Regions from separate parts of the Homo sapiens genome. Here all the other regions are linked to region 4. A link is a loop called in an ENCODE intact Hi-C map of the cell type or tissue named here. Cell type or tissue: Calu3. All regions are shown on one strand. Region 1 has its middle 160 kb from the start of LINC00562. Region 2 has its middle 340 kb from the start of LINC00562. Region 3 has its middle 480 kb from the start of LINC00562. Region 4 has its middle 77 kb from the start of HTR2A.

What was found. Peaks named below come from ENCODE experiments on the same cell type or tissue, not always from the same donor. Only the 100,000 strongest peaks of a DNase experiment are listed, where the experiment ranks them.
Region 1: it touches region 4 in a loop (4-fold over the local background); 37 of 110 quality-filtered maps call a loop at or near these places.
Region 2: it touches region 4 in a loop (4-fold over the local background); 12 of 110 quality-filtered maps call a loop at or near these places.
Region 3: it touches region 4 in a loop (5-fold over the local background); 8 of 110 quality-filtered maps call a loop at or near these places.

The regions. Positions count from the first base shown.
Region 1 is chr13:47,771,194-47,779,193 of GRCh38, reverse strand. No RefSeq gene overlaps it. Among named protein-coding and RNA genes, the nearest start is that of LINC00562, 160 kb to the left of the region's middle. In Calu3, a CTCF peak has its summit at 4,864; DNase peaks (open chromatin) are centred at 4,883 and 5,183.
Region 2 is chr13:47,590,399-47,598,398 of GRCh38, reverse strand. No RefSeq gene overlaps it. Among named protein-coding and RNA genes, the nearest start is that of LINC00562, 340 kb to the left of the region's middle. In Calu3, no CTCF peak of the experiment used is centred here; a DNase peak (open chromatin) is centred at 3,378.
Region 3 is chr13:47,452,927-47,460,926 of GRCh38, reverse strand. It overlaps the pseudogene RN7SL700P. Among named protein-coding and RNA genes, the nearest start is that of LINC00562, 480 kb to the left of the region's middle. In Calu3, no CTCF peak of the experiment used is centred here; no DNase peak of the experiment used is centred here.
Region 4 is chr13:46,970,445-46,978,444 of GRCh38, reverse strand. No RefSeq gene overlaps it. Among named protein-coding and RNA genes, the nearest start is that of HTR2A, 77 kb to the right of the region's middle. In Calu3, no CTCF peak of the experiment used is centred here; a DNase peak (open chromatin) is centred at 4,344.

The sequences.
Region 1 (8,000 bases), 800 kb before region 4:
CAGCCTTGCATCCCAGGGATGAAGCTGACTTGATTGTGGTGGATAAGCTTTTTGATGTGCTGCTGGATTTGGTTTGCCAGTATTTTATTGAGGATTTTCACATCAATGCTCATCAGGGATATTGGCCTGAATTTTTCTTTTTTTGTTGTCGGTGTAAATTAGTTTGACAATTGTGGAAGACAGTGTGGTGATTCCTCAAGGATCTAGAACCAGAAATACCATTTGGCCCAACAATCCCATTACTGGATATATACCCAAAGGATTATAAATCATTCTACTATAAAGACACATGCACACGTATGTTTATTGCAGCATTGTTCACAACAGCAAAGATTTGGAACCAACCCAAATGTCCATCAATGATAGACTGGATAAAGAAAATGTGGCACATATACACCATGGAGTACTATGCAGCCATAAAAAAGAATGAGTTCATGTCCTTTGCAGGGATATGGATGAAGCTGGGAACCATCATTCTCAGCAAACTAATGCAAGAACAGAAAACCAAACACCACCTGTTCTCACTCATAAGTAAGAGTTGAACAATGAGAACACATGGACACAGGGAGGGGAACATCACACACGGGTTGGGTGGGGGTGGCTAGGGGAGGGGTAGCATTAGGAGAAATACCTAATGTAGATGACGGGTTGATGGGTGCAGCAAACTGCCATGGCACGTGTATACCTATGTAACAAACCTGCACGTTCTGCACATGAATCCCAAAACCTAAAGTATAATTTAAAAAAAAGTTAAAAAAAAAAAAGAATGAGTTCAGGAGATCCCTCTATGACCACACTGTCTCCCTTCCTTACTACTCAATTGATGCCTCCTTTAAGAAGGTAAATGCTTTTATCCAATTTATAGAACTGTTTGAACTTGATGGATATAAATGTAAATGTTTGAATGTTTTTCTCCAATGCCTTTTTCACCTGTGCTTTGTTCAGGCTTCTTTCTCCAGCCATAAATGACATTTTGGGTAGCACCATAGCCCTCAGATCACTTTCAGTTATTCTGTTAATGCAGTCTGTGGGAGGCAGCTTCTGGAATGACCCTCATGTTGGAGAGGCCCATATGGCAGGGAACTCAGGGTCACCTCTGGCCAACAGGAAGGGAGATACTGAGGCCCTCAGTCTAAGAGCTCATAAGTAATGGAATCCTGCCAACAACCACATGAATGAGCTTGGAAGTGGATTCTTCCCAGTGGAGCCCTGAGATTACTGTAACCCCAGCTAGCATCCTGATTGCAGCCTGAAGCAGAACACCCAGCTAAGTTGTACCCAGATTCCTGACCCATAGAAACAGAGTAAATGTGTGTGGTTTTAAGCCACTACATCTCTTATAAGAGACCAAACTGTGTTAGTCCATTCTGGTATTGCTATAAAGAAATACCTGAGGCTGGGTAATTTATAAGAAAGAAGAGTTTGTTTTGGATCATGGTTCTGCAGGCTGTACAGGAAGTGTGGTGCCAGCATCTGCTCCTGGTGATAACCTCAGGAAGCTTCCAATTATGGTGGAAGGAGAAGGGGAACCAGTATGTCATATAGTGACAGAGGGAACAAGAGGGAGAGAAAGGAGAGGTCCCAGACTTTTAGACAACTAGATCTTTCTAGAACTAACAGCAAGAACTTACTTATCCCCAAGGGGATGGAGCTAAACTATTCATGAGGGATCCACCCCTATGATCCAGTCACCTCCCACCAGGCCCTACCTCCAACACTGGGAATCACATTTCAACATGAGATTTGGAAGGGACAAACATCCAACCTATATCAATAATGAATGTACTGACCCAGCTTAAAATTTCAACTGGACATCCAATTTAATGATTATTTTCTATCATCCTCCTTTCCCCTTTCTGTCTGTGGTCAGGAGACTTGCAGAACCTGCCCTTTCATTTCTTCCTCCACCTCTGCTCTTTTGGGTTTCTGTCTCCTTTGGTAGGAGCTGTGGAGGGATATGGAAAGACACAGTGTTTCTTGTCTGACATCTTCATCATTTTTCTGCTGTTACTTTGCTTCTCTGGCTTTGAGTAAATGTCTCTTGGACAAGCATTCCCCTCTTTCAGGACATATGTGTGAGTGGGTTCTTTGTAGAACGCTTTGGAGCTTCCCCGCAGGTTCCTGATCTTTTCTGATTCCTCTATAGAGTCTTCATCCCAGACAATCCACTCTACAGGTTCTCATTGTTGGGATCCACCTGCCAGCAGGATCTTGCGTGGGCATCTGCAAGCTGGCTCAAGTCCAGCTACCTTCAATTTTGTCCATTTTCCGCTGTTCATCTGCCTCCAGCTCTTTCTGCTTTGCTGTTCCTCCCAATTCCAATGGCTGGGTTGAGCAAATAAAACACAGGACACCCAGCTGAATTTGCACTAGATCTTAGCCAAAGGGCCAAGAAGTGATTGATGTCCAGTTAAACTTGAATTTCAGATAAACAATGCATATTTTTTAGTATAAGTAAGTTCCATACATCGTATAATTTATCTGGCAACCCTGTCCCCATGCTCTTGCATTTTTCTCAAATAGACACACAGAGAGATCAGCAAGGCCACTGCCCAGTGAGAGAATAAAATGCTAGTATCACTTCTGGTGGCCAAGTAGAATGATTCTCTTGGCCAGTTGCTTGCTTGACCTGAGATAGGGATCCCAGGGAAGGGTGGGGAAAACTCATAATGAATACTGCATTTCCATTGACTTGTATCCTCCAATGATTTCTTTGATTCTCAGGTTTGCATTTATAGACTAAGAGAGGGATGGGCAGTGAACTTTGAGAGTCTTCCGTGGTGGGTGTCCATCTCTAGTTGTGTGTTATGTGTTGTTTTCTTGGTCTCAGCTTGGGGTAGCTGGCTTCAAATTTTGGGAATTAGGAAAAACTCTCTTCCACATCCTGTACATACTACAACACAGCTGCATCAAGGCAATCCCAGACTTTCTCATCTGAAGTTGTGATAGAACTTGCTTTTGTTATTCTAAGTAGTCTCTTGTATTTCAACAGCATGTGGTGTTGGAATATGTCAGTTTCCACATGGTGAAAAAGGTTACCTTGTTTAGCTTCCCTCCCTTTTTCTTGTTTAAATATTTTAAAACAGTTTCTTGCTGCCTGTTTGAGAACTTGAATCTTCATTCAGACATCTGTTCTGGAGCTAGTGAGACTGTTAAGCTCTGATGTACCTGGAGTTCTCTGTGGTGTCGTCTCATACCTCTTCCTAAATTCCCTGAATGTCCTGCAGATGCTCTTTGCCCACAGTGTTGCAAGCACTACCCAGATCCCCCAAAGAGGACTCCGGCATTCACTTCCCAGGCTGCTGACAGCTCACAGCTCAGTCACTTCTAGGGAATCGCCCTGAGGTAAAGGCAACTGCTTCACCCAAGTTTCTGGCCCAAACCTGGGGACAGCCTACACTCTATACCTGGTCACTGGGGAAAGCTGAGAAGCAGATGACACAAAGGCCTGACCACTTCTGACATATTTAGGACAATCTCATGTCAACTTGAGGGTACCTCCGGAGGGTTAGTCTGTGTCCATTGTTTCAATAGTATTGCTTAATTCCTGAACTGTTCTTTGTTGTTGTTGTTGTTGTTATTAATGTCTTTTATACTAAAATGTCCTTCAAAACTAGCTTGGAAAACACAACAGGATTAAATCCCAAATGTTTCTATTTCAAATGTTGTTTTTTTACTGATTTTTTTTCTCAAAACTAGCTTGAAAACATGACATGCATTACAACATGCTTAATTTTCACATTTTCTGTTAAAAATAGTGTTTTCTACCAGATTTTTACTCAAAAGTTGCTTGAAACTTCACTTCATTTTTATCCCAGCAGGCACTCTGTACTTTTCTGTTAAGAATTCTTTTATTAGATTCTCCCTAAAAATTAGCTTGGAAACATGATTTCATCACAACACATTTAAATCCCCTAGTTTTCAGTGGAATTTGAGTGCATTTTGATGAAAATAATTTTTACAAGCTGGATTTGAGGAAAAAAAATCTAGTATAAAACAACTTTTCAACAGAAAAGTGTTTAAGAATATTGTGATGATAGTCATATTTCCAAGGTAGTCAGAGATTTCTTATTAGTATTATGTGATTGATTTTCTTGCCTGTTATAATAATTTATGAATAGACTTTATATTTATGAATAAATTCAGTTCGGCATGTTTTGCTTGTATAGATGTCTAACATTATTTATGACCTGATACCTGTCAAAAGGTTGTCTGTCCTTTGGTGAAACTCTTGCCATCTTGTTCCCACTCTTACCTAGTCCTCTTCATACCCTTAAAAAACATCCTCTGCAGCACACAGATATGTGGTGATATCATCCTCTGATTTAAATTCTTCCCCAGTTTTATGTCATCCAGAAACTGGGTTTGACCCAGTGTTCTGCAGTGCTCTTGGGCCATACATCATCCTCTGCAGCCACACAGGCAGCCACACAGCTGTGGAGGTTGGGGGCCTGGAGCCCCCTTGGATTCAGACTGATAGTTTCTGGTGTATCTAGTTCCAGAGTTTCCAATATAATTCCTCTATAAAAAGGATTCCAGGGATCTTTAAAAAGGCTCCTCTTTCTGTGATATGAGTTGCAAATTTTTTTTCCAGTTTGAATTGCTATATATACAGTACTACAGGACAATTATGGCTGTAACTTCTTTGTTTTTCATTTTAACAGTAACAACAACAGAAAAAACCACAAGGTAAGCGGAACTCGCTAATGCCAGATTTGGAGGAAGTTCACAGCATCTTCCTTTTAGTGTGCTTCCTGATATTTTATGAACTCTAGGGACTTACATGTATGTAAGGGTTGCGATTAGTGAGGGAAACATGGAGATGGGTCAGATATTGTCATTACTTCTTGCAGCCACACGGTGTCACTGTGAACAGTCAGTCATTTTGACAGATGCTGCCAGCCTGCTTCTGGCTCAGGTCTGTGTAAGCCACTGAGAATCTTTAAAGGTTAGTCTTCAGTGGTGTATAACCCACTGTTTCTTTGTCATGTTTAGTAAAGGGTATCACACACTTGAGTTCTTAGGGATACAGCTTTTGACACCCAATTCTTTCTGGCCCATTGAAGTCATTTTCCAAGGCACCAGAAGCCCCAAGAGCACTGTTAACAAACTGACACTGGAGTCTGCTCCTTGCAAAACAATGCCTAGCCAGGCACGATGACTCATGCCTGTAATCCCAGCACTTTGGGAGGCGGAGGCAGACGGATCGCCTGAGGTCGGAAGTTCAAAACCAACCTGACCAACATGGAGAAACCCGGTCTCTACTAAAAACAGACAAACAAACAAACAAAACCAAAATTAGCCGGGCGTGGTGGCGCATGCCTGTAATCCCAGCTATTGTGGAGGCTGAGGCAGGAGAATTGCTTGAACCGGAGAGGTGGAGGTTGTGGTGAGCTGAGATGGTGCCATTGCACTCCAGCCTGGGCAACAAGAGCGAAACTCCATCTCAAAACAAACAAACAACCCAACAAAAAACAACAAAAAACAATTCCTTAGGTCTCTTTGCAAATTTATATTATTAGGGATTGGGCAACTTTTACCCTTTCACCTCTTGCACTATGAAGGGTCTCATTGCATTAACTTTCTTGAAGTTTAGGACTATCTACACTTCCTACCTTAACAAGGTAGGAACCCCAACACCTTCCCTAAAAGTCTTCCCTTCCATGGTGGTTTTCCTTTCATGCTAATTAAGATGAGTTCCTGTCATTCCTTGCTAGATAAGAGAATGACTTTTCATCCTCCTCCAGTCCTTCATGTTTTACTCATTAGCAGCACACTCTCCAATTGATCTTGATCACTTCCTTTGAGAAGTTAATGTCTGTCAAAAGAGAAAAAGATATAAGGATATCATTATTTTATACTTTGATAAACATAACACTTTATAGCTTATTTTTTCCCCTTGTGTTTCAACAAAGTGAAAACGTCTTTAAGAGGGAACCTGATCCATCCCTCCTCACTGGGTGGGGCCTCCCTGCAGGAATTTCAGCAACTGCAGCCAAGGTTATATGGAAAGAACTCGGATCTCTCCCTGGGATGGAGCCCCTCAGGGAGGTGCAGCTGACATCTCTGTGGTTCAGTCAATGCAGCCTTGCCAACCTGCTGGCTCTGGAGAGTCCAGGCAGTCTGGACGAGGAAGGGTTCCCCTCAAAACAGCACACCTGCTCTACCCAAAGCAGCCAGACTGCTCCTTCAAGAAGGATTCTGATCCTGTCCCCCAAGACTGGGTGAGACTTCCCAAGAGGGGTCTCCAGACACCTCCTACAGGAGCATCCAGGCTGACAACGGGTCACTAGCCCCCTGGGATGGAACTCCCAGAGGAAGGAGCAGGCTGCCATCTTTGCTATTTCACAGCCTTCATTGGTGATACCTCCAGGTAAGGGGAAAACTGAGGCAACTAGGGTCTGGAGCGATCCCCCAAGAAACTGCAGCAGCCCTGTGAAAGAATGGCCTGACTATGAAAAGAAAAACAAACAAATGGAAAGCAACAACATCAACATCAACAAAAAAGACCCCACAAAAACCCCATTTAAAGGTCAGTAGCCTCAAAAATGGAAAGTAGATAAGCCCACAAAGATGAGAAAGAATCAATGCAACAAGGCTGAAAACTCAAAAAGCCAGAGTGCCTCTTCTCCTCTAAATGACCACAGCACCTCTCTGGGAAGGGCACAGAACTGGGCAAAGGCTGAGATGCCTGAATTGACAGAAGTAGGCTTCAGAGAGTGGCTAAAAATGAACTACGCTGAGCTACGGGAGAATGTTGTAACCCAGTGTGAAGAAGCTAAGAATCATGATAGAACAATACAGGAGCTGATAACCAGAATACCCAGTTTAGGGAGAAACATAACTGACCTGATGGAGCTGAAAAACACAACATGAGAAATTCACAGTGCAATCACAGGTATCAATAGCAGAATAGACCAAGTGGAGGAAAGAATTTCAGAACTTGAAGACTGTCTTTCTGAAATACAATAGGCAGACAAGAATAGAGAAAAAAGAATAAAAAGGAATGAACAATGCCTCTGAGAAATATGGGACTATGTAAAAAGACTGAACCTATGACTGATTGAGGTGCCTGAAAGAGACTGGGAGAATGGAACCAAGTTGGAAAACATACGTAAGGATATCATCCAGGAGAACTTCCCCAACCTCACAAGACAGGCCAACATTCAAATTTAAGAAACCCAGAGAACCCCAGTAAGATACCCCATGAGAAGATCTATAATATCATCAGATTCTTCAACATTGAAATGAAAGAAAAAATATTAAGGGTAGCCAGAGCGAAAGGCCAAGCCATCTACAAAGGGAAACCCATCAGACTAATAGCAGACCTCTCAGCAGAAACCCTAGAAGCCAGAAGAGATTGGGAACTAAGGGGACTAATATTCAACATTCTTAAGTAAAATAATTTCCTACTCAGAATTTCATATCCAGCCAAACAAAACTTCATAAGTGAAGGAGAAATAAGATCCTTTTCAGACAAGCAAATGCTGAGGGAATCCACCACCACCAGGGCTGCTTTGAAAGAGCTCCTGAAGGAAGCACTAAATATGGAAAGGAAAAGCCATTACCAGCCACTACAAAAACACACTGAAATACACAGACCTGTGACACTATAAAGTAACCACATAAAGAAGTCTGCAAAATAACAAGCTAGCATCATGATGACAGGATCAAATTCACACATAACAATATTAACCTTAAATGTAAATAGGCTAAATGCCCCAAATAAAAGACACAGAATGGCAAGCTGGATAAAGAGTCAAGACCCATCAGTATGCTATTGTCAAGAGACCCATCTCCCATGCCAAGACACACGTAGGCTCAAATTAAAGGAATGGAGGAAAATTTACCAAGCAAATGGAAAACAGAAAAAAGCAGACATTGCAATCATAGTTTCTGACAAAACAGACTAAACCAACAAAGGTACAAAAAAAGACAAAGAAGGGCATTACATAATGGTAAAGGGTTCAATTCAATAAGAACAGCAAACTATCCTAAAT
Region 2 (8,000 bases), 620 kb before region 4:
GGACAGAAGGTAAAAATGAGTTTGACAAAAACTGAGGAATAATAGCAGAAAAAAGTAAAATGCTAAAATTAATAAGAATTTGCACTGCATGGAGAAAAGGATCAAACACTATGCTTTCCAGGCAGAGGTCAGGAAACAGGCAATAACACTGGGTAGGTTTGCAGAAACTAAGAATGGTCTTTCCCTGAAGTAAGACATATGGCAGGGATAACTGGAAGTGTCTCACTGATGATGTAATATATGTCCACAAAATGTCATCTGAAAGTAAAACTAAAAGATAATCAAACTAAAAACCACTTACCAGTCTTGAACTTATCTCTTTTCATGAAAGTGGGTTGAAAAAAGAGAAGGTTGTTGTAATTCTATGTTTTTTCAAAGTGGAGTTCCCAGCCTCCTGAGACTAAAACATGTATTCTTAGACCCCTGAGAGTTCTTTATAAAATTTTTCAGATAATATATTTTCATTTGGAATCCAAACTCACGCCATCCCTCCTCTTCAACAAATGAATATTCTAGATTATTTATATGTCTGCATTATTTTTATGGAAATATGGTAGAATATTTCCACTTGATTTCAGTGCCCGAGTTTGCTATGTGTTCGTGAGAAAAATAGGCAGATTGTATATGAATATGAATGTTAATGCCAAGTGACAGCTGAATGATGCCACGGTGTGCTAGAGTAGAAGTTTGAGTAGATAAAAGTGAAGGGATAACTAAGTTGTCAAACAGCAAATGGCAATGTGACTCAATATTTTTAAAATATTAAACAATTGTTTTCGTCTATACAGTTTTTAGCAGACAGGCTAGAAGAGCCCTATCATCCTTCAACTTTCCTGTGCATCTTGATTCCTATACAGACTGTGTAGGGAATGATAAATCTTAACATATATTTGGGGAACCCAAGAGTAGAGGATATCTGGACTTGGCTTCTAGGGTTAGAGAGTCCTCTGGAGGTGGCAAAACCCACATGGATTATGGCTATTGAGTATGTCTGGGAAGATGGAATGATTGACCGTGTGATGCACATTTCTGTGCCTCAGCTAGGCGTAGACATGAGAAGAGAGCACTGGGAAACTGAAGGAGTGCAATGGATAGAAATGAGGGAATTCTTCATGGTAACTAGCATATGTTGACAATGGGTTTCTCCACAAGCACTGGTGTGGGTGGAGGATTTGAAGATCAGACTGTGACCTTCTCTGTTCCACCACCCTTTCTCCTACTATACATCCCTCTCCCAACTCAATACACTTTGGTACCATCTAAGAACAACAGAACTTAAGTGCAGTCATGGAGAGAAGCAAGACAAACCCTCAACTGACTGAGATTAAGTTTCAACTGTCATGGCAGATGACAGCTAAAAAGAGAAATTAAATTGAGAAACTGAAGTAATGAAGAAAATGATTTTCAGGTACACCTGAGATTATGAACACAGGGGCATGCCCCTACAATATTTATTATAGGCATACCAACTCAAATGAACCTGCACAATAACAAATCAATCCCTGTTCTTGTTGTAAGCAGTGATTTAATTTTAGCAAATCAAGATTATGTGTCACATTAAATTAATGTTAATTGGAATTCTATTGGCTTTGCAGTTTTTATATTGGTTTTTTATAGTTATTTAAGAGTTACAAGAGTTATATCAAATTTTATGTTTGTACATGTTGAGTAGCATAAGATCAGTAATTTATGTCAACATGACAGTAGTCCACTAGGATATTTTTTCTTTAAAAGGAGTTTAGGCCGGGTGCAGTGGCTCACACCTGTAATCCCAGCACTTTGGGAGGCCGAGGTGGGCAGATCACTTGAGGTCAGGAGTTTGAGACCAGCTGGGCCAACATATGGTGAAACCCCATCTCTACTAAAAAAAAAAATACAAAAATTAGCTGGACGTGGTGGCATGCACCTGTAGTCCCAGTTGTGTCTGGAATTGGTTCCTTCCAGTGAGTTCTTGGTCTTGCTGACTTCAAGAATGAAGCCGCAGACCCTTGCAGTGAGTGTTACAGCTCTTAAAGATGGTGTGTCTGGAGTTTTTTCCTTCAGATGTTCAGATGTGTCCAGAGTTTCTTCCTTCTGGTGAGTTTGTGGTCTCACTGACTTCAGGAGTGAAGCCACAGACCTTCATGGTGAATGTTACAGCTCTTGAAGGTGGTGTGGACCCAAAGAGTGAGCAGCAGCAAGATTTATTGTGAAGAGCGAAAGAACAAAGCTTCCACAGCGTGGAAGGGGGGACCTGAGCAAGTTGTGCTGCTGGCTTGGGTGGCCAGCTTTTATTCCCTTATTTGGCCCCACCCATGTCCTGCTGATTGGTCCATTTTACAGAGTGCTGATTGGTGCATTTACAAACCTTTAGCTAGACACAGAGTGCTGACTGGTGCATTTTTACAGAGTGCTGATTGGTGAGTTTACAAACCTTTAGCTAGGCACAGCGCTGATTGGTGTGTTTACAATCCTTTAGCTAGACGGAAAAGTTCTCCAAGTCCCCACCCAACCTAGAAGCCCAGCTGTCTTCACCCCTCACCCGCTACTTGGGAAGCTGAGGCAGAAGAATCTCTTGAACCCGGGAGGTGAATGTTACAGTGAACCAAGATTGTGCCACTGCACTCAGCCTGGGCGACAGAGTAAGACTCCATCTCTCAAACAAAACAAAACAAAACATAAAAGGATTCTAGACTTTTTAAAATCTGAGAAGCACTTTTGTAAAGACAAAGTTGTAAACTTCAAGAAATCTGGGAACATGAAATTAAGAAGTATTTACCATTGTTTTTAAATCTTTGATAAAAAGACTGACCACCATTAACTCTGCAAAAACAATTACAGTTAATTACAGAAACCATTTTTGGATAAAAAAGTCATCCATTTATTTTAATCAGCATTTAGTAAGTATACATTGAACACTTACTTGGTATCAAACCTTGCGCTAGGAGCTATACGTATACAAAGATAAATAAAATATGGCTTCTCTATTCCAACTCCAACTATAGGGAAATGTAGATGGCACAGTAGTAGTCCACTAGGATATTTTTTCTTTAAAAGGAGTACAGCTAAGTGAATAACATAATATTGCACTTGGGATTTGAACAATATTGCATGGGAAGAGAGTGATTAGTGTTCCTTTTGTATAAGGGAGTGTGGTATGTTGCAAAAACTGGTTACAAATTTATCCCCTTCCTGTGTCCATGCCCTTGTAATTTCCCATGCAGACATGGAATCTATTTCTGTACCCCTTGAATTTGGGCTGGCCTTGTGACTTGTTTTGGCCAATGGAATGGATCAGAAGTGACAGTGTACCAGTTCTGAGTTTAGGCCTAAAGAGCTATTATGTACTTCCTCTCTTGTTGTGGGAACCCTGCTGCCACCATGTGAGCAAGCCTGGGATAGCTTGCTGGAGGATGAGAGACCATGTGGAGCAGAGGCCAGGTCTCCTGGCTAAGAATCTCCAACACTAGCCTGTCAGTAGCTAAGCACAGACACACAAAAAATCCCAGCTGAGACTGCAGGAAACAGAAGAGCTGCCTAGTTGAGCTCAGCTTAAATTTCTAACCCATCAAATATGAGTTAAATAAATGGTTGCTGTTTTAAACCACTACATTTTGGAGTGATTTTTGCAAAAAATGCTAACTGAGACAGCAAATCAGGGAACACTTTCACCAATGAGGTAACACTTGACTAGATATTGAAGGAAGTGGTTTCCATAGACAGAAAAGAAGGGAGAGGAAAGGATGTTACAGGCAAAGGAGGAAGCATGAACAAAAGCATAGAGGGCAGAACCTCCTGTTCATGGTGTGCTGGAACAGCCAGTGCTATAGTTTGGGGCATGAGGAGTTTAGATTAAAACAAAATACATATGGCTGAGGACAAAACCCTGAGGTTCCCCTGTAGTGAAGGCATGGGATGAGAGTCTTTATAAGAGGTGATTTAAAACACACAAAAAACAATCTGTCGAAAATGTTAGAGAAGCAGAAGAGGGAGGCTTGTGAAAGGATAGCTTTGCAGTGAGAGTCGTCAACAGTGCTGAATTAGGTCAATCAAGGCGAGAACTAGAAAAAGTTTATTGGATTTGGCAGTGCTGAGGAAGATACTAGTGACCTCTGAAGGGTAGTTTTGGTGGAATGGTACAGGCCAAGAGGCAAATTGTCTTATAGAAAACAAAACAAAGACAAAAAGTGGTTAAAACAGCTCTAGTTTATTATCACATCATCAGGCTCAAATAAGGATTTCCAGTGTGTGCCGATTTTCCGGTTTTTAAATGCAGGGTAATCTTACGTTCTGTCCTAGCTAAGTGCAATTCATGATTTCTTCTTTCATGCTGATCATGCAAATCTTTTTTTCTTTATAATGAGGATGTATTGCCTGTGAGCTATGGGAAAAAAAGTTTATTTCTTACCTATTTCTTCATATTCCTATTATGTATCTCTCAGCAATTTCAAATGCCCAGGATCATTACAGTCTCTAGGCTTTATCATCAGTGCCTACATAACACATCTTTGAGCTTGTGTGTTATGATTTCAATGATTGTGTCCTCTCCAAAACTCATGTTGAAACTTAATTCCCAATGCAACAAAAAGAGATGTGGCCTTTGCAAGGTCATTAAGTCATGAGGGCTCTGCCTACATAAATGGAATGAGCACCCTTATAAAAGCGTTCAAGGTTGAAGGAAGTGTTCTCTTGGTCTTCTGCCTTCCATCATGTGAGGATACAGTAATAAGGCACCATCTTGGAAACAGTGTTCACCAGACACTAGACCTGCTGGAACCTTGATTTTGGACTTCACAGCCTCCAGAATTGTAAGATACACATTTCTATTCTTCATAAACTACACAGAGTATTTTGTTATAGCAGGCCAAACAAATTTATACCAAGAAACTGGGTAATGGGTGGATGCTGGAAGATTGTAGCGGTGGAGGCTAGAAAAAGCCTACATTGCCATGGTAATTCTGGTGAGAGCTCAGAAGATGAGGAGAGCTGTAAACAGAGCCTGAATCTTCTTAAGATGATCTGAGTGGTTATGATCAGAATGCTGGTAGAAAGATGGAAAGTAAAGATCATTCTAATGAGATTTTAGATGGAAATGAGGAATATCTTATTGAAAACTGGAAGAAAGGCCATCCTTGTTATGAAGTGGCAAAGAATTTGGCTGCATTATGTCCATGTCCTAATGCTCTGTAGAAGGCAGAACTTAAGAGCAATAAACTAGGATATTTGGCAGAAGAAATCTCTAAGCAAAGTGTTCAGGGTGCCACATGGCTTTTCTCAGCTGCTTATAGTGAAATTTGAAAAGAGAGAAAATAATGAAAGACAGAAGTTATAGTCAAAAGAGAAGCAGAATTTAAAGAGTTGAAAAATTCTTAGCCTGGCCATATAAAGAATGACAAACTGAGTTTGGGAGAGAATACCAAGGGTGTGACAAAGCTACACTTGAAAAGAAGATTAGTATAAATAGGTGGAAGTCAGGTGCTAGTCATTAAGACAATGGAAGAATGACTCCAGAGGCATTTTGGAGTTGTTCTAGGCTGCCACTCCCATTACAGGCCCAGAGTGCAGAATGATTTCAAGAGAGGGACCTCAGAGCTCACTGCTCAGGGCCTTCTCAAGTTTCTGCTCCCTGAATTTCAAAGCAGCATTCCTTAGTGTCACTAGCTGTGCCTCAAATGCGCCTCAGTGGGGCTTGGGTCCCTGCTTCAGAAGATACAGGCCATAAACCTTGATGGTGTTTGTAAGGTGCTAACTCTGCAGGTGTACAGAGTGCATTAGCTGAGGGAGCATGACTACCTGCACCTAGATTTCAAAGGTGCCTCAGAGAACCTTGAGGCCCACGCTTTGGACCTGCTGCAGGAGTGGGGCTACCACAGAGAGCTCCAATTAGGGCAGTGCCCAGCAGAGCCCTAGGGTCAGGGCCACTGCAGAGAGCCCCAACTTAGGGCAATGCCTAGTGGAGCCACTGGAGCAGGGCCATCCCTGAGACCCCAGGCCTGAAAAGCCACCTGTGTGCAATGCCAGCTTGGGAGAGCTGTAGGCCTCTGACTCAAACCTGTTAGAGTTGCAGTGTGGGCTGTGTCCAGAAAAGCCATTGGGCAGGGTACCCTGGACTCTTGGGAATGCAACTCCTGCCCCAGTATGTCTGAAAAGTGGGACATGGAGTCAAAGAAGATTATTCTCAAGCTTTAAGATTTAATGTTATTTTCCCTGTTGGGTTTTGGACCTCCTTGAGACCTGTTACCCCTTTATGCTTGCCTAGTTTTCTCTTGTGGAATGGGAATGCCTATCGTATGTTTGTGCCACGATTATATTTTGGAAGTGCATACTTGCTTGATTTCACAAACAAGCTGATTTTACAGCTGGAGAGATATTTGCCTTAGGTTGCATTGTGCCTTGAGTCTCACCCATATCAGATTTAGATGATATTTAGATGAGACTTTGGACTCAAACTTGAAAGTTGATACTGGAATGAGTTAAGAATATTTCGAGCTATTGGGATGGAATGAATGTATTTTGTATGTGAGAAGAACATGAATTTTAGGAGACCAGGGGCAGAAAGCCATGGTTTGGATGATAGTATTCTCTCCAAAATTCAAATAGAAACTTAATCTCCAATACAACAGTATTAAGAGGTGTGGCCTTTGGGAGGTGATTATGTTGTGAGGGCACCACCCTTGATATAGTTTCAATGTATGTCTCCACCCAAATCTTTTTTTTTTTTTTTATTATACTTCAAGTTCTAGGGTACATGTGCACAATGTGCAGGTTTGTTACATATGTATGCACGTGCCATGTTGGTGTGCTACACCCATTAACTCGTCATTTACATTAGGTATTTCTCCTAATGTTATCCCTGCCCCCTTCCCCCACCCCATGACAGGCCCTGGTGTGTGATGTTCTCCACCCTGTGTTCAAGTGTTCTGATTGTTCAATTCCCACCTATGAGTGAGAACATGTGGTGTTTGGTTTTCTGTCCTTGTGATAGTTTGCTCAGAATGATGTTTTCCAGCTTCATCCATGTCCCTATGAAGGACATGAACTCATCCTTTTTTATGGCTGCATAGTATTCCATAGTGTATATGTGCCACATTTTCTTAATCCAGTCTATCATTGATGGACAATTGGGTTGGTTCCAGGTCTTTGCTATTGTGAATAGTGCCACAATAAACATACGTGTGTCTTTATAGCAGCATGATTTATAATCCTTTGGGTATATACCCAGTAATGGGATGGCTGGGTCAAATGGTATTTCTAGTTCTAGATCCTTGAGGAATCGCCACACTGTCTTGCACAATGATTGAACTAGTTTACAGTCCCATCAACAGTGTAAAAGTGTTCCTATTTCTCCACATCCTCTCCAGCACCTGTTTCCTTTTTTAATGATCACCATTCTAACTGGTGTGAGATGGTATCTCATTGTGGTTTTGATTTGCTTTTCTCTGATGGCCAGTGATGATGAGCATTTTTCCTGTGTCTGTTGGCTGCATAAATGTCTTATTTTGAAAAGTGTCTGTTCATATCCTTCACCCACTTTTTGATGGGGTTGTTTGATTTTTTTCTTGTAAATTTGTTTAAGTTTGTACAAATCTTATATTAAAATGTAATCTGCAAGGTGGGAGGTGGGGCCTGGTGGGAGGTGACTGGATTATGGGGGCAGTTTTCTGATGAATGGTTAGCACCATCCCCCTTGGTACTATCCTCATGATAGTGAGTGAGTTCTTGTGAGATCTGGTTGTTTAAAGGCATGTAGCATCTCCCCCCTCACTCTTGCTTCTGTTCTGGTCATGTGACATGCCTGCTACCCCTTCACCTTCTGCCATGATTGTAAGCTTCCTGAGGCCTCCTCAGAAGCTGAGCAGATGCCAGCACCATACTTCCTGTGCTGCCTGCAGAACCAATTAAACCTCTTGTCTTTAAATTACCCAGTCTTAGGTATTTCTTTATAACAATGTGAGAATGGACAAGTACAACTCTTATGAGTGGGATTAGCGCTTCTACAAAAGGACTCAAGGTTGAAAGAG
Region 3 (8,000 bases), 480 kb before region 4:
TTTCCATTATTCATGGTATTCCTATCTGCTCTTAGAATGAGTGGATAATGACCAGGGATTTCCCAGGGTGGTGGAATTCCCAATTATGATTTTTTTAGATATGAAATATAGGAAGCTTGATGCAGTCAGCAAATATCATCTCATAAAGCCACACTTTTCTTATCCACATTGAAAACACAATCCTTTTACCCTCTGTCCACCACTAAACACCTCCAAGGTTGGCCCCAGCAAGGAACTGTACTCACTCAAACCATCTCTGGGCAAAGGAAATTCGTGGAAACATATCACTACTACAGGAATTATCTGGGTCATAAACTAAAAAAGAAAAACAAATGCAAGGAAACTACATTTTAATTCCCCATTAAGCCATATGAAATGTGTATTAGGCTAATGTACCTAATATAGGCTGGCAATTCAACCAGAGGAGCTGCTCAGAGGATATTGAAATAAGTCATTTTGCTAATTCTAAAGAGTTTCTATAGATATGTACTGGATTTCTTTTTAATTATTCTGCATCTGTTTAGAGATATGCACTTTCCAGCTATGTAATTGGATTTTAAGTACTTTTACATTACTATAAATAAAGTGTTACATGCAATTACATTGAAAAATCTGCAGTGCAAAAGCAAAGCTGCAGCCCACAGGTTACCGCACTTCAGCATATGGAGGATGCGCTTCTTATGGGGTGATGATAGTCAAATTAAAAAGAACACTTTACTCCTTGAGCTAGATAATAGGCTGATTATATTTAAAGCATATTCACTTCCCACAATCATCTGGTAGGAAAGATGGAACTGCTCAAACTTCATCTCCACTGGACAGTATCGTGACTGGAAGGAATTATTAGTGGAAGAGAAGTATAAACTCACCCAAGATCTAGATCCAGAATGCTAATCAGACTTTTGAAGAGAGAGATTTATTTTTGTCCCGCTTTCAGACCTGACTTGTTTTTTCCCCACCCCAGTATAAAAGCTGCGACTTTCAATCTGTGGGGAAAATTTTGGGAAAAGGATTATGAGATATGTGTCCTTAGTATTATAAGTCTGAACCCCTTTTGGCATTAGCCCACACCACAGGAGGCCACATTAAAGCCCTCTTTCTCCAGTTTCAGTTGGTAATAATTTCAGGTTCTTTCTCACAGCTACCAATGCAAGAGGCAGCTAATCCTAAAGGCTTTTGTTATGAAAAGTGCTCGATTGAAAAAACACATGGCAGACAGGGGGCATTGGAGATCACTTTTACGCAATGACATTTAAAATGAGGGAAGTTTAAGTAAGTTGCTTGAGATGCAGCATACTGTCAGCAAGCTCATCAGTGCCCTCCATCAACTCAATTCCTCCTTTCTTTCCATCTTCTTTCCTCTGTATATGCCAAAGGGCTCTACATTTTAGCACTGGGTTGTTTATTTTTAATACACTTTGTGCTATTGTTAAAACTAATTCCTGTTTCATGGCTCATCCAGCACTATCACCTGCCCTCCTCCCCATATCCTTTCTTGCTTTAAGACTTAACTCCAGCTCCCTCCAGAAAGTTTATTTAACATGCTATCTACTTAAATACATGGAGCCAGAGTAGATACAATGTATATTCTGTCCAGCGACCTTACTTTGGGTGTTTTCCTATTTTTTTTAACTGCAAAGTAGAACAAGAATCCTCCTCTTTGCAAAATATTCCCATTAAAGAAATTGTTAGGCCGGGCACAGTGGTGTGTGGCTATAGTCCCAGCTATAATATTTGGGAGGCTGACGTAGGAGGATTGTTTGAGACCAGGAATTCTGGGCTGTAGTGCTCTATGCTGATTGAGTGTCCACACTGAGTTTGGTATCAATATGATGAGCGAAGGACCACCAGATTGCCTAAGGAGGGGTGAACTGGTCCAGGTTGAACATGGAACAGGTCAAAATTCCTGTGCTGATTAGTAGTGGGATCGCACTTGTGAATATCCACTGCACTACAGCCTGGACAACATAGCCAGACTCTGTCTCTAAAATATAAATAAAAATTGTCAGATTTATGTGGGTTGTTAGCTTTTAGGATGTAACAATTATTCCATTACCAAAGAGAAGGATACCTATCAGCTTTTTGTATTGTTTTAGATACCCGTTTTAGTTTTCCTATCAGGGTCCATAGTTTTTACTTCTTTTGTAACTCTTTTTGGCTCTGTCTCCTGGACCCTGCTCTGAGAATTTTGACAAACTGTAAGACAAAGTCTTTGCAGTTACTGAAATTTGTATTTCATCGGGGGAGAGAAAGCTTAGGCATATTGACTAGTAGTAAAGGTCCAGTCAGCCTGGTGCTGGTTCTAAATAAATCAATGATAGATGTTCAGAGAAGGAATGGATCATGGTAGATCATGCTCCTTCAGGTAGACCAATCAGCCCGTGTTGATAGGAGTCAATATAGCAGAACATTTTGAAGCCCATCTTGCTACAAAAAATAAGATATTAACTTATATTCCCCTAACTTACTACTTTGGGATTAAAATATGAGAAAAACATATTATGAAGATAGCATATCATTTAAATATTGTACAATTTGATTCTTTACTCATAAAAATAGTAACCAGATATTGCTGAGTGATTTTATAAGTTGAATTTCTTATCCATCATCTTGAATTTCTCCAAAGAATTTGTTTGTTTGTTTGTTTGTTTTGAGACAGAGTCTTGCTCTGTTGCCAGGCTGGAGTGCAGTGGCACGATCTCGGCTCACTGCAACCTCCGCCTCCCAGGTTCAAGTGATTCCCCTTCCTCAGCCTCCCGAGTAGCTGAGACTACAGGTGCGCACCACCACGCCTGGCTAATTTTTTGTATTTTAGTAGAGACGGGGTTCCACCATGTTGGCCAGGATGGTCTTCATCTCCTGACCTCATGATCCACCCTCCTCAGCCTCCCAAAGTGCTGGGATTACAGGCTTGAGCCACCATGCCCAGGCAAGAATTTGGGTTTTATGAGTAACAAGTTTTGGAACAATTTGCAATGGGTATAGATCCAAGTAATACTTTGTGTAATCTTAAATATCCTTTTCATAAGCATTTATGATTGTCATTTTCTGTCTTTCCCAGAAAGCATGAGTCATTATTAATTCTTCACACAGAAGACATAGAATTGGACATGTTGTAAACTGGGAATTCTTTTGGGCTGCTTCCTTCTTAAGAAATAACTGCTAGATGAGTGAAGCAATAAGAAAATATCCACTGTCATCCCCAGAAAGTGTATCTTGTGAGCCAGTGAATGTGGCACTTAGAAAATCAAATGTCTATATTTAGACATGTATATGCAGTTATATGTCTGCATTATAACTTATTATATTTGCCCTCAAATTAAGCAATACTACTTAGCCATAAAAAGAAACAAAATAATGGCATTCACAGAAACCTGGGTGGAATTGGTGACCATTTATTCTAAGTTAGATAACTGAGGAATGAAAAACCAAACATTGTATGTTCTCACTCACATGTGAGAGCTAAGCTATGAGCATGCAAAGGCATAAGAATGATACGCTGAACTTTGGGGACTTGGGGGAAAGTTTGGGGCATGGCGAGGAATAAAAGACTACACATTGGGTCCAGTATACAGTGTTCGGGTGATGTGTGCACCAAAATCTCAAAAATCACCACCAAATAACTTATCCATGTAAACACCACCTGCTCCCCAAAAACCTATTGAAATAAAAAAATAAAAAACTTACTAAGAAAAAGGAAACTGTTACTGAATTTTATTTGTATGTCAGAAACTTTTAAAATTGATATCTCATTTAACATTAACCCAAGACAATTTAAAGCCTATTTCTTAAGTTTGAAAAAATGATGACTATATGTGCAAAATATTCTAAGTCCTGCAGAATGCCAGACTGATAAAATCTAAATTATTATTATGCTTTATTTTAAAAAAATCTTCAAACTTCAAACTAAACCTTTTCATCCCTAAAAATATCTACAGTAGCAAATCTGGGGCCCTGCAAACATTTCTCTCAGCAAAACTGATTCCACTGTCTCTTCACAAACTTCCTTTACAGAAATCAGGAGCAAGAACAATAATCAAGTCTTGTGTATAATTGTATAATTTTCATTATGTCCAATTTTATATTTTGGATACACGTGTTTTTTTAAGTCAGTTATATTTCTTATGAATATTTTATCCCAGTCTGTGGTTTGTCTTATTCTCTTAATAATGTCTTTCATAGAGAAGAAGTCTTTGATTAGTAAAGTCAAACTTACCAATTTTTAAAAAAATGGATGGTGCTTCTGATATTTTATCTAAAAAGTAATTGCCAACCCCAGGGTCATTTAAATTTTCTCCTGTGTTTTCTTTTTTCTTTTTTTCTTTTTTTATTTTTATTTTTTGAGACAGAGTCTCGCTCTGTCACCCAGGCTGGACTGCGGACTGCAGTGGCGCAATCTCGGCTCACTGCAAGCTCCGCTTCCCGGGTTCACGCCATTCTCCTGCCTCAGCCTCCCGAGTAGCTGGGACTACAGGCGCCCGCCACCGCACCCGGCTAATTTTTTGTATTTTTAGTAGAGACGGGGTTTCACCTTGTTAGCCAGGATGGTCTTGATCTCCTGACCTCATGATCCACCCGCCTCGGCCTCCCAAAGTGCTGGGATTACAGGTCTCCTGTGTTTTCTTCTAGAGTTTTCTAGTTTTGCATTTTACATTTAGGCATATGACCCATTTTGAGTTAATTATTTTTGCATATGGCATAAAGTCTGAGTCTAGGTTTATTTTTCTGCATGTGGATGCCCAATTGTTCCAGTCCCATCTCTTGAAAAGACAAAGACTATCCTTTCTTCATTGAATTGCCTTTGCACCTCTGCCAAAGATCAGTTGACTGTCTTACTGTATTGTGTGAGTCTATTTCTGGGCTCTATTCTGACCCATTGATCTATATGTGTATTCTTTTGTCATCATGCCTGATTTTGATAGATGAAGAAATAATCTCAGGGAGGTTGAGTGATCATCTCAAAGCCACACACCACTAAGTTGCAGACTAGGAATTTGAACTTAGGGTTTTTGAAATCATATGCAATAACCAGTTCACTAAACTACAGCTACTTCTCTTTCAATGCAGAACCAAAAACACATGACCATTAATTGTAATACCATGACCAATCTGTTTCCCTTGCATTTTTCTCTTTGACCCATATGCCCTACAGCACATTGGTCACATGGGGGCAGAGCTGGCAGAGAGTGGCTACTGAGTAGACAATGCATTATACAAAGTAAGTCCCATTTACTTGTGTAATCTGAACCTTGGTATTGTAAAATTTGAGGCTCATTGCTTTAATGAAATACACACAGGTGCAAATTAAAACCCAGGACTCTTCACAGTCTAAGATGGAAGATTTCTGGTAACACTGTACTTGCTGGATAAGGACATGAGCTGCTAATGATGCAGGTGCAAAGGGCTTGATTATTGCTCCTGCTTTCTGTTAAGGAGGTCTGGGGAGAGAGTGGAATCAGTTTTACTGGTAGAAATGTTTTCAGGGCCCTCAATTTGCTACTGCAGAAATTTTTACATAAGAAAAGGCTTAGTTTGAAGTTTAAAGTGTTGTTTTTAAAAGAAGCAGAACTTAGATTTGTATCAGCCTGGCATTCTATAGGACTTAGAATATTTTGCACACACAGTCGTCATATTTTCAAACTTAAGAAAGGCTTTAAGTTAAAGGTCAGTGTTTCCTAGCTTTCAGGATGGAAGGACTTTCTTGTCATTGCCTCTCAGAGAATTATGCAACCAACAATGAAAGGAAACTTAAGCCTCAAGTTACATTCTTTGGAGCTTGGGCAAGACTTTGGGGAAAATTCTGGATAATGAATGAATTCAAAAACATTAGCCTTGTCATGTAGGACAATTAAGAATCCTGCTGTTCCACACGTTTTATGATGGCTCAGTGGAGCTATGGCAAGACGATAAATGATAATCTGGTTAGGATTCTTTCCATTCTCAGATTCTCTAGTACAGTTTATACTGGAGAGTGTACTCCAGAGAAGTTAGTATCTGAGATATAAACCATGTATCTTAATTATTTCATCACTTTTAAAGCTTAAAGTTTAAAGATAATTTAGGAGATATGGATCATAGAATAGGGTATCACTGAGTTACTAAAATGCTGTTAGTAGAAGAAATTGTGAGACGTTTGAAATATAAAATCTAGATTATCCTGAACAGACCAATAATGAAATTAAATCAGTAATAAAAAATGTCCTAACAAAAGCCCAGGACCAGACAGATTCATAGCCCAATTTTACCAGACATACAAAGAAGAGCCGGTACCAATCTTACTGAAACTATTCCAAAAAATGGAGGAGATATTTCTCCCCAACTCATTCTATGAAACCAGTATCACACTCGATGGAGCTGGAGGCCATTATCCTAAGTGAAATACTCAAAAACAGAGAAATCAAATACCATGTGTTCTCACATAAGTAGGAGCTAGACAATGGGTACGTGTGGGCAGACAGAAGGGAATAACAGATGCTGGGGACTTCAAAAGCAGGGAGGGTGGAAGAGAGTTGAAAAATTACCTCTTGGGTACAGTGTTCACTATTTGGGTGATGGGTACACTAAAAGCCCAGATTTCACCACTATACAATATATCCATGTAACAAAACTGACATGTACTCCATGAATCTAAAAAAATAAAAATAAGAAAATCTAGGTTCTTTCTAGTGAAAGAACTAAGAGATCAAGGTGTTATTAATAATTTCTATACATAGTAATATTGAAATACATATTCCTTAGGATGTTTTATGAATAAAAATAGCTAATATGAAGTCTCTTTTACTGAAATAAAATTACTCCTCAAATACTTTTTACTGATATGTTTTGCAGTGTAATCTTAGCAAATCAAAGTGTTCAGAACTCCAAACTTCCTCTGAGGCATAATAATGCTTTATAACATCTGTATTTCAAATATGGGCTAAAAACCTCACAATGCATATTCTCAGTGCTAGTTTTAGACTTTTACACATATGGAAACTAACAATTTTCTGTTAAAACTAATAGCTGTAAATTAAATCATTTTTAAACCTTACAGGAAAAAATAAAACACATTTCGTTGATGTTTGAAGGAAGCATAGAAGTTCTTAAATCCAACCTCACTACCTTTAGAAATTAGTAATGATTGCTGAGAACGTAGTGCCCACCTGAAGTCCCAGAACACACTGTTGACAGAGGCAAATCTCTGGACCCTGACACAGTTCCTTTTGCACACTTCCATGTTTCCCTTTAGCTTGAAAAGGAGTCCTTTCTGTTACATATTTATTTTAAATCAGTGAAAGCAATACATGCTTATGGAAGATCTCATTAGCTTTTCAAGGACAGGTTCCCTGTTGAACTTGTCCAGGACTCATGTGAAGGCTAATGATGCAAGCTGAGTGTGAGGGTGCCAGGTCTCACAAAGATAGTTGCAAGCTTATCCAAAATTATAAAAATGGGAACCTCAGAAGGTGGATCTGCTGCTCCAGAGTAAAATCAACTTGTTCCTTCTTTTCTAGCAATGAATACACTGCTTCAAATGTAAACTGGAAAGGTTTTCCAGTCTTTCTCTACAGGAACATTGACCTTTAAAGTTCCAGTTAATCAAAGATGTACCTCTAGGTTCAAAGTAGCACTGTAAAGGGATAAAGGACTAGAACACCTTACAGGAACTAAGATGCATTAATATCAGGGGTTTTCAAATTTTAGGGTATATAAACACCACCTAAGGCTTGTTTAGAATGTGGATTCCTGGATATTACCCAGATTCAGCAGATCTGGGATGGGGTCTAGAGATCTGCATTTATGTAAAAAAAAAAAAAAAAAAAAAAAAGTACCCAGTGTTTCTGCAGCAGGTGATTAGAGGGTGGAACTTTGAGAAATTTCTTTTTTAAAAATTTATTTCTTCTAAAAAAAAACGGGTTACATGTGCAGAACGTGCAGGTTTGTTACATAGGTATACATGTGCCATGGTGATTTGCTGCACCCATCAACCCATCCTCTAAGTTCCCTCCTCTCACCCCTAG
Region 4 (8,000 bases):
AAATGACGAGTTAATGGGTGCAGCACACCAACATGGCACATGTATACATATGTAACAAACCTGCACGTTGTGCACATGTACCCTAAAACTTACAGTATAATAAAATATAAATAAATAAATAAATTACCCAGTCTTGTGTATGTCTTTATTAGCATCATGAGAACAGATTAATACATAATCCTTTTTGTTTCTGTGGCATCAGTTGTTAATATCTCCTCTTTCATTTCTGATTTTGAGTCTTCTTTTTTCTTACTCCAGCTAAGGATTTCTCAATTTTGTTGATCTTTCCAAAACAACAACTTTTAGTTTTATCCATTTTTTTCTATTGCTTTCCTATTCTCTATTTGTTTCTTCTCTAATCTTTTTATTCCTTCTAATTTTGGGCTTAGCTTGTTCTTCATGTTCTACTTCCTTGCACTATAAGATTAGATTGTTTATTGAGATCTATCATCTTTTTTAATATAGGCATTTATCACTATAAACTTCCATCATAATACTTATTTTCTGCATTCAGTAAGCTTTGGTATATTGTGTTTCATTTTGTTTGTCTCAAGATATTTTGTAATTTCTCTTTTGATTTCATCTTTGGTCCACTGGTTGCTCAAGAATGTTGTTTCTATGGAATGGGAGAAAATATTTGTAAACCATACATCTGATAAGGGATTAATATCCAAAGTGTATAAGGGATCCAAACAATCCAAATAGCAAGAAAACAACACAATTTAAGAATAGGCACTGAATAGACATTTTTCAAAAGAACATATAGAATGGCCAAAAGGTATATGCAAATATGTTCAACATCGCTAGTCATCAGGGAAATGCAAATTAAAACCGCAATAATCTATCAGGTCACACCAGTTAGAGTGACTTTTATCAAAAAGACAAAAGATAACAAGTGTTGATGAAGATATGGAAAAAGGCAACCCTTGCATACTGTTTGTGAGAATGTAAATTAGTACAGCCATGACGGAAAATGGTACGGATATCCCTGCAAAAATTAAAAACAGAACTATCATATGATTCAATATTCCCACAACTGGGTATATATTCGAAGAAACTGAAATCAGTATGTTGAAGAGATATATGCACACCCCTGTTCATTGCAGCATTATCCACACAATAGGTAAGATAAGGAACCAGTCAGTGTCCACCAAAAGATGAATAAAGAAAATATACTATATATACACAATGGAACAACATTCAGCCTTTAAGAAGAATAAAATTCTGTCCTTTGCAACAACATGGATTTACCTAGAGGGCATATGCCGAGTGAAATAAGCTAGGCACAGAAAAAACAAATACTGTATAATCTCATGTGTGGAATGTAAAAAAAAAAAAAAAATCAAATTTCTAGAAGCAGAGAGTAGAATGATGAATACCAAGTGCTAAGGAAAAGGGGCCGGGAATGGGGAGATGATGATAAAGGGCACAAAGTTCCAGTTAGAAGGAATAGTTCTGGAAATCTACTACAGAGCAGGGTGACTATAATTAATGATAATGTACTGTACACTTGAAAATTGTTAAGAGATTTTAAATGTTCTTACCACAGAAATATAAGCACATCAGTTGATGGAATTAAATTAGCCTGATTTAATAATTCCACAATGTATACATATATCAAAACACCATGTTGCAGTTCATAAATATACATTAAAAAATGCTCTTTTTTGGTACCATTTGCATGGAGTATCTTTTTCCATCCCTTTCAGCATATGTGCATTCCTACATCTAAGGTGAGGCTCTTGTAGCATACACTTGAATTTTTTAAATTATTCACTTCATGTCCTTTGAGGAATTTATTAAACTGTTTAAAGTAATTACTGATAAAGAAAATTTACTATTGCTATTTTGTTGTTTTCTGTCTGTCTTGTAGCTTTTTGGTTCTTCTTCTCTTGCTCTCTTCCTTTTGTGTTTTGATTTTTTTAGTGATATGCTTTGACTCCATTATATTCTTTAATATATATTCTATAGGTATTTTTTGTGTCTTACCATGAGACTAACAAAACATTTTATGATCATAAGAAGCTGTTTTAACCTGATAACAATTTAACTTCAACTGTATATTAGTCTGTTCTCACACTGCTATAAAGATACTACCTGAGACTGGGTAATTTATAAACAAAAGAGGTTTAATTGACTCACAGTTCTGCATGGCTGGGGAAGCCTGAGGAACATACTATCATGGCAGAAGGTGAAGAGGAAGCAAGCACCTTCTTCACAAGGTGCAGGAGAGAGTGAGCAAGCAAGCAAAGGGAGAACTGCCAAACACTTAAAAAACTATCAGCTCTTGTGAGAACTCCCTATCACAAGAACAGCATGGGGGAAACTGCTCCCCTGATCCAATCACCTTCCACCAGGTCCCTCCCTGGACAAGTGGGGATTACAATTCAAGATGAGTTTTGGGTAGGGACACACAGCCAAATCATATCAAACTGCATACACTCTAAGCTTTTCTGTCCCCCCTCTACCATTCTATGTTATTGATGTCACAAATTACATTGTTTTATATTGTATATCTATTAGTATACTGTCATATTTTTATACTTTTAACTTCTCTATCAGAATTCAGTGATTTATGCACCCCTATTATAGCATTATAGTATTCTGAGTTTTTTTTTAAATGTAATTCCACTTTATTTTAAGTTCTGGAATACATGTGCAAGATGTGCAGGTTTGTTACAAAGGTAAACATGACCCATGATTTGCTGCACCTAGCAACCCACCACTCACCTAGGTATTAAGCCCCACATGAATTACCTGTTTATCCTAATGCTCTCCCTCCCCCATCCTCCGCACCTCTAACAGGCCCCAGGGTGTATTGTTCCCTTCCCTGTGTCCATGTGTTCTCATTGTTCAGCTCCCTATATATTTTTTACCAGAGAGCCTTATATTTTAATATGCTATCATGTTGCTGTCTAGCATCCTCTCATTTCAACTTGAAAGACTCCTTTTAGTATTTCTTATAAGGCAGGTCTAATGATAATGAATTCCCTCTGTTTTTGTTTATGTGGGAAAGTCTCTATTATTCATTTTTAAAGAATACTTTTGCTGAATATAGTATTCTTGGTTGGCAGTTGTTTTCTTTCAGCACTTTTAATGTGGCATCCCATTCTCAATTGCAAGGTTTCTGCTGAAAATTTCTGGTAGTCTTCTAGGAGGCTAGAATGAGTCAGTTTTCTCTTTCTGCTTTCAAAATTTCAAATTGCTCCCCTTGTCTGCCACTTTTTACATTTCTAATATGTCTTGATGTGGAATTTTGGGAGTGCATCCTATTGGGCTTCTTGAATTTGAATGTTCATTTCCTTTTCTAGATTTGGAAATCTTTGGCCATTATCTCTTCAAAAATATTTTCTTCCCTTATCTCTCTCACATCTCCTCCTTGTACTCCCATATTGCAAATATTGGTCTGCTTGATGATGTCTCATAAGTTCCTTAGGCTTTAACTCATTTTCATTTTTTTCTTTTTGTTTCTCTAACTGGATAATTTCAAATGATGTGTCTTCAAATTCATTAATTATTTGTTCAAGTCTGCTATTGAACCCCTCTATAGAATAGTTCAATTCAGTTATAATTTTCAGCTCTAAAATTTTTGTTTGGTTCTTATTCACATTCTCTTTCTCTGTTGATAAGATAATGTAAATTTGCTCACACTTCATTTTCCTCAGCTCATTGAGCATCTCTATGGCAGTTTTAATTCTTTGTCAGTTAACTCATATACTTCTATTTCTTTTTTCTTTTTTTTTTCTTTGAGACAGAGTCTTGCTCTGTTGTCCAGGCTGGAGTGCAGTGGCGTGATCTTGGCTCACTGCAAGCTCCGCCTCCCGGGTTCATGCCATTCTCCTGCCTCAGCCTCCCGAGTAGCTGGGACTACAGGTGCCCACCACCACACCCGGCTATTTTTTTTTTATTTTTAGTAGAGACGGGGTTTCACTGTGTTGGCCAGGATGGTCTCAATCTCCTGACCTCATGATCCGCCCGCCTTGGCCTCCCAAAGTGCTGGGATTACAGGCGTGAGCCACCGTGCCTGGCCCTTCCATTTCTTTAAAATCAGTTTCTGAAGATTTTGTTCCTTTCATTGGGCCATATTTCCATTTCTTTCCGTGCCTTGTAACTTTGTGCTGGAATCCACACATTTCAAAAGAAACAGCTACCTCTTCCATTCTTTACAATCGGGCTTCTTACAGGGAGAGACCTTCACCAATCATCCTGGTTAGAGATTCTGAGGGCCTTTCAAAGATTTTCTGTGGATGTGCTTCCTATGTACTTGTGTGTATAAATTCCGGATTAAAGGAATTTGTTTCCTTTTTCAGGAGCTCATAGCCTCTTGTTCCCTCTGGTGTCTGTCTGTGGTACTGCAGGTTTTCTGGGAATGCTGCATGTGCCCAGCTTTCTCATTACTACAGCTTCTAGAACATGCCAAATCCCATAAATGCTCCAAGTCACGTAAGACAGAAACCAGTGCATCAGGGAGCCTTCTGAAAAGCCAGAACATTGGATGCATGCTGTAACTCTTTCATTCCCCAGAGAGAAGCCAAGAGATCAGGGATTTCTCCTGCTTATATTCTGCACTAAGCCAGGAGTAGGTAGTTATGGTGAATGAGTGCTCCAAACCACTGCGTTTGTTCTCAGTGGCTCCAATCTGATGCTCTTTCCTGTCTGCACTTAGATTCATACAAGACAGAAATCACACCCTCAGAAGCCTCTGGAAAATTCTGAACATTGAATGTACAATCCAGTTTTCTATTTTCCTCACCAAGAAGAAGCTGGGAATTGAAAACTTTCTCCCAGTTGTGCCACGGTGAGCCAGGGGGAGAGACTATAGCAAGTGAGTGCCACAAATGTTTCTCTCAGTTATGATGTCGCTGGTTTCAAGATCACCTGGAACACAGGAGCCTCTTGTTTCTGGATTTCTCACAAAGAGAACTGGTCCGTGTATTATTGTTGAGTTTATGTCTTCACAGGAAGGAAGAGGGTCTGGAGCTTCCTATTCCACCATCTTGCTGACATCAGTTCTAAACTATGTACTCTTAACAGATGTTGATATGACCCTACACTCTCCTCAAACTGCAATTTTTTCACCTCTGAAATGAAGGTCTATACTAAATAACTGCGATTTCCTGCAAAATCCAACAGCACACAAATTTAGAGATTAATAATATGAGAAAAAATTAAAAAGCAGAGGCAAAAACGAGACCATCAAAATGAAGAAGGTGAATGTATATTGCAAAACAAATTGTCATTTAGAGTTTTACGGGCATGACAAACTAAAAATATATCCCATAAGTCTTTATTCATCAGAATTAAACATGCCTCACCTTTTAAAATGTCTTTCAACGTTTACATACAAATTAAGGTATCTGTTATACTTCTGAACCTTAAAATAATTTTTATGTAAAACATTATCATTAGAAATGTAATAATTATATGACTAGTAATAAAAATGATAACAGTAACAGCTACAATGTTGATTAGACAGGGACTGGCTTAGAATCTTATATAACACAAGCCAAACTAAACTATTAATGAATGCTACTCAATTCTGGACCAACTAGGACTGCCTTCTAGAGAACTGGATTTCTAAAACAAGAGCAATACAACAATGCCACACATATTTAGATTAAAGATATTCAACCAGAGATGAAAATGTAAAAATGTATCCATTACCTTGTTGCAATTTCTACCATACCCATCGTAGTGGCAGCTTCTCAGTCATAAGAGCACATGCCTCAAGCTCTTTCTGCTGGAAGCTCATCAATGTGAAACTTTAAGCAGCTGCAAATAATTCATTTATCTTCCCCTTCCTATTACATACACAGTTTAACCCCATTTTAAACAGCTTAAAGTTCAGTAGTAAATGCTTGTGGCCAAATATAACCATAATGCTCAGAAAACAAATTATTTCTTACCCTCCAACCGTTCCTAAAATGAGAAGCCACAAAAGCAATTTATGAAGAAAGATATGTACATATCAAGCCAATGAGAATGTTTTTTCACATGATTTCTTCCATTTATTTTCTGCCAAAATAAAAATATAGATATTTCATAACATTTGTCAGAATGTGATGGGTCCTATGTATAAAATGCCAACAAATTTTAACAAATGTAGAAATACCAACTAGACTTTAAAGCCTGAATTACATGGTTGAAAGTGCTGAGGACAAAGCATTTCATACAAGCAATTTGGGCACATGTCTGGAGAGAAGAGAAGCTTGATATGCCTTAGTGGGGGAAAGCGGGGAGACTGGCTGAAGAAGCATAATGTGTAAGGGGAGAACGGTAAAAGATGAGGATAAAGAGGAAGACCGGAGCCAGTTCAGACATTCTGCATGGACTCTTTGGTGAGAAGCCTACATTTTATTCCAAGGGACACAGAGAGCCATCGGTGAATTTTAAGGAGGAAAATGATGGTGATAGTGATAGCAACTATGTATAGAATTGAGAAAGGCAATTAAATCCTAAATCCCAAGGATTGTTCCAATTGTTATTTGATCCCAGAAATATAAGTACAGGAATTGAAAATACAGACAGTGGTCAGTGCTTATGATGGCTGGTTTTATGTGTCAACTTGGCTAGGCTATAGTACTGGTTATTTAAGCAAACACTAATCCAGGTGTTGCAGTGAAGGGACTTTGTAGATATGGTTAACATCTACAATCAGTTGACTTTAAGTAAAGGAGACTATCCTTGCAATGCAGGTGGGCCTCACACAGTCACTTGAAGAACTTAACAGCAAAAACAGGTTTACTGGAGAGGAAATTTTGGTTCAAGAATACAACATCAATTCATGCCTGAGTTTCTGGCCTGCTGGCTTCAGATTTGCTAGTTCCCACAAGCACCTGGGTTGATTTCTTAAAATAAGTTATATGTATATACACATGTGTATATATGTATATATACACATATATAATCATATATATATGATTATATATATAAAAATATATATATATATAAAATCATAATAACTCTGTTTATGTAAAGAGTCACAACTCCAAAAATAGTGTTTTTCAAGATGGAGGTCCATGGCAGAAGTAATGTCATAACTATGTTGAATAAATAAAAGAGCATGTCTGTTTGAAAGTAAAGGTGAGCTTAAGTTTGGGTTTGATTGCTTTAGTCTACTTTTTAAATTTAGATTGTTTGTTCTTAAATTAACATGGCCACACTAAAATGAAAAATAAAGGAAACAAAGGTACTAAATGGTAATATAACTATTTCTACTTTAGTGTATCTCTTTATACATATGCATATTCAAATAAACATATGCTGTATGTGCAGTGTTATAAGTCAACAATGTATTATAAGCATTTGTGTGTTATCAAAGTCTTTATAACTATTTTAATAGCTGCATTATATATATATTTTTATATATATATATATATTTTTTTTTATATGGAGTCTCACTCTGTCACCCAGGCTGGAGTGCAGTGGCATGATCTCAGCTCTCTGCAACCTCCACCTCCTGGGTTCAAGCAATTCTCCTGCCTCAGCCTCCCAAGTTACTGGGACCTACAGGTGCATGCCACCACACCCAGCTAATTTTTAATTTTTAGTAGAGACAGGGTTTTGTCATGTTGGTCAGGCTGGTCTCGAACTCCTGACCTCAGATGATCCACCTGCCTTGGCCTCCCAAAGTGCTGGGATTACAGGTGTGAGCCACCGTGCCCGGCTCCATTATATTCTATTGATTAAATATATCAAAACTTAAGCCATCCCTTATGGAATATATACATTGTTCTCACTGTTACTATCATAGTAACTATCACCATTATCACCTTTTACAATATTTGGGCTCGTTTCACCTAAAAAAAAAAATCCTGGAGAGAGAATTTTGGAGTCAGACATGATTAATATTCAGCCAGTGTGCACTAGTACAGCTGTATGGTGTTATAATGTATTGAAATGTTCTCATAAAAGTTCATAAAGAGCCACTGTCCACTACCCTTTAAGTATCCCCATTCCCCTCCCTTGGAACCACTCTGACATTTCGAGGATCCCAAAAC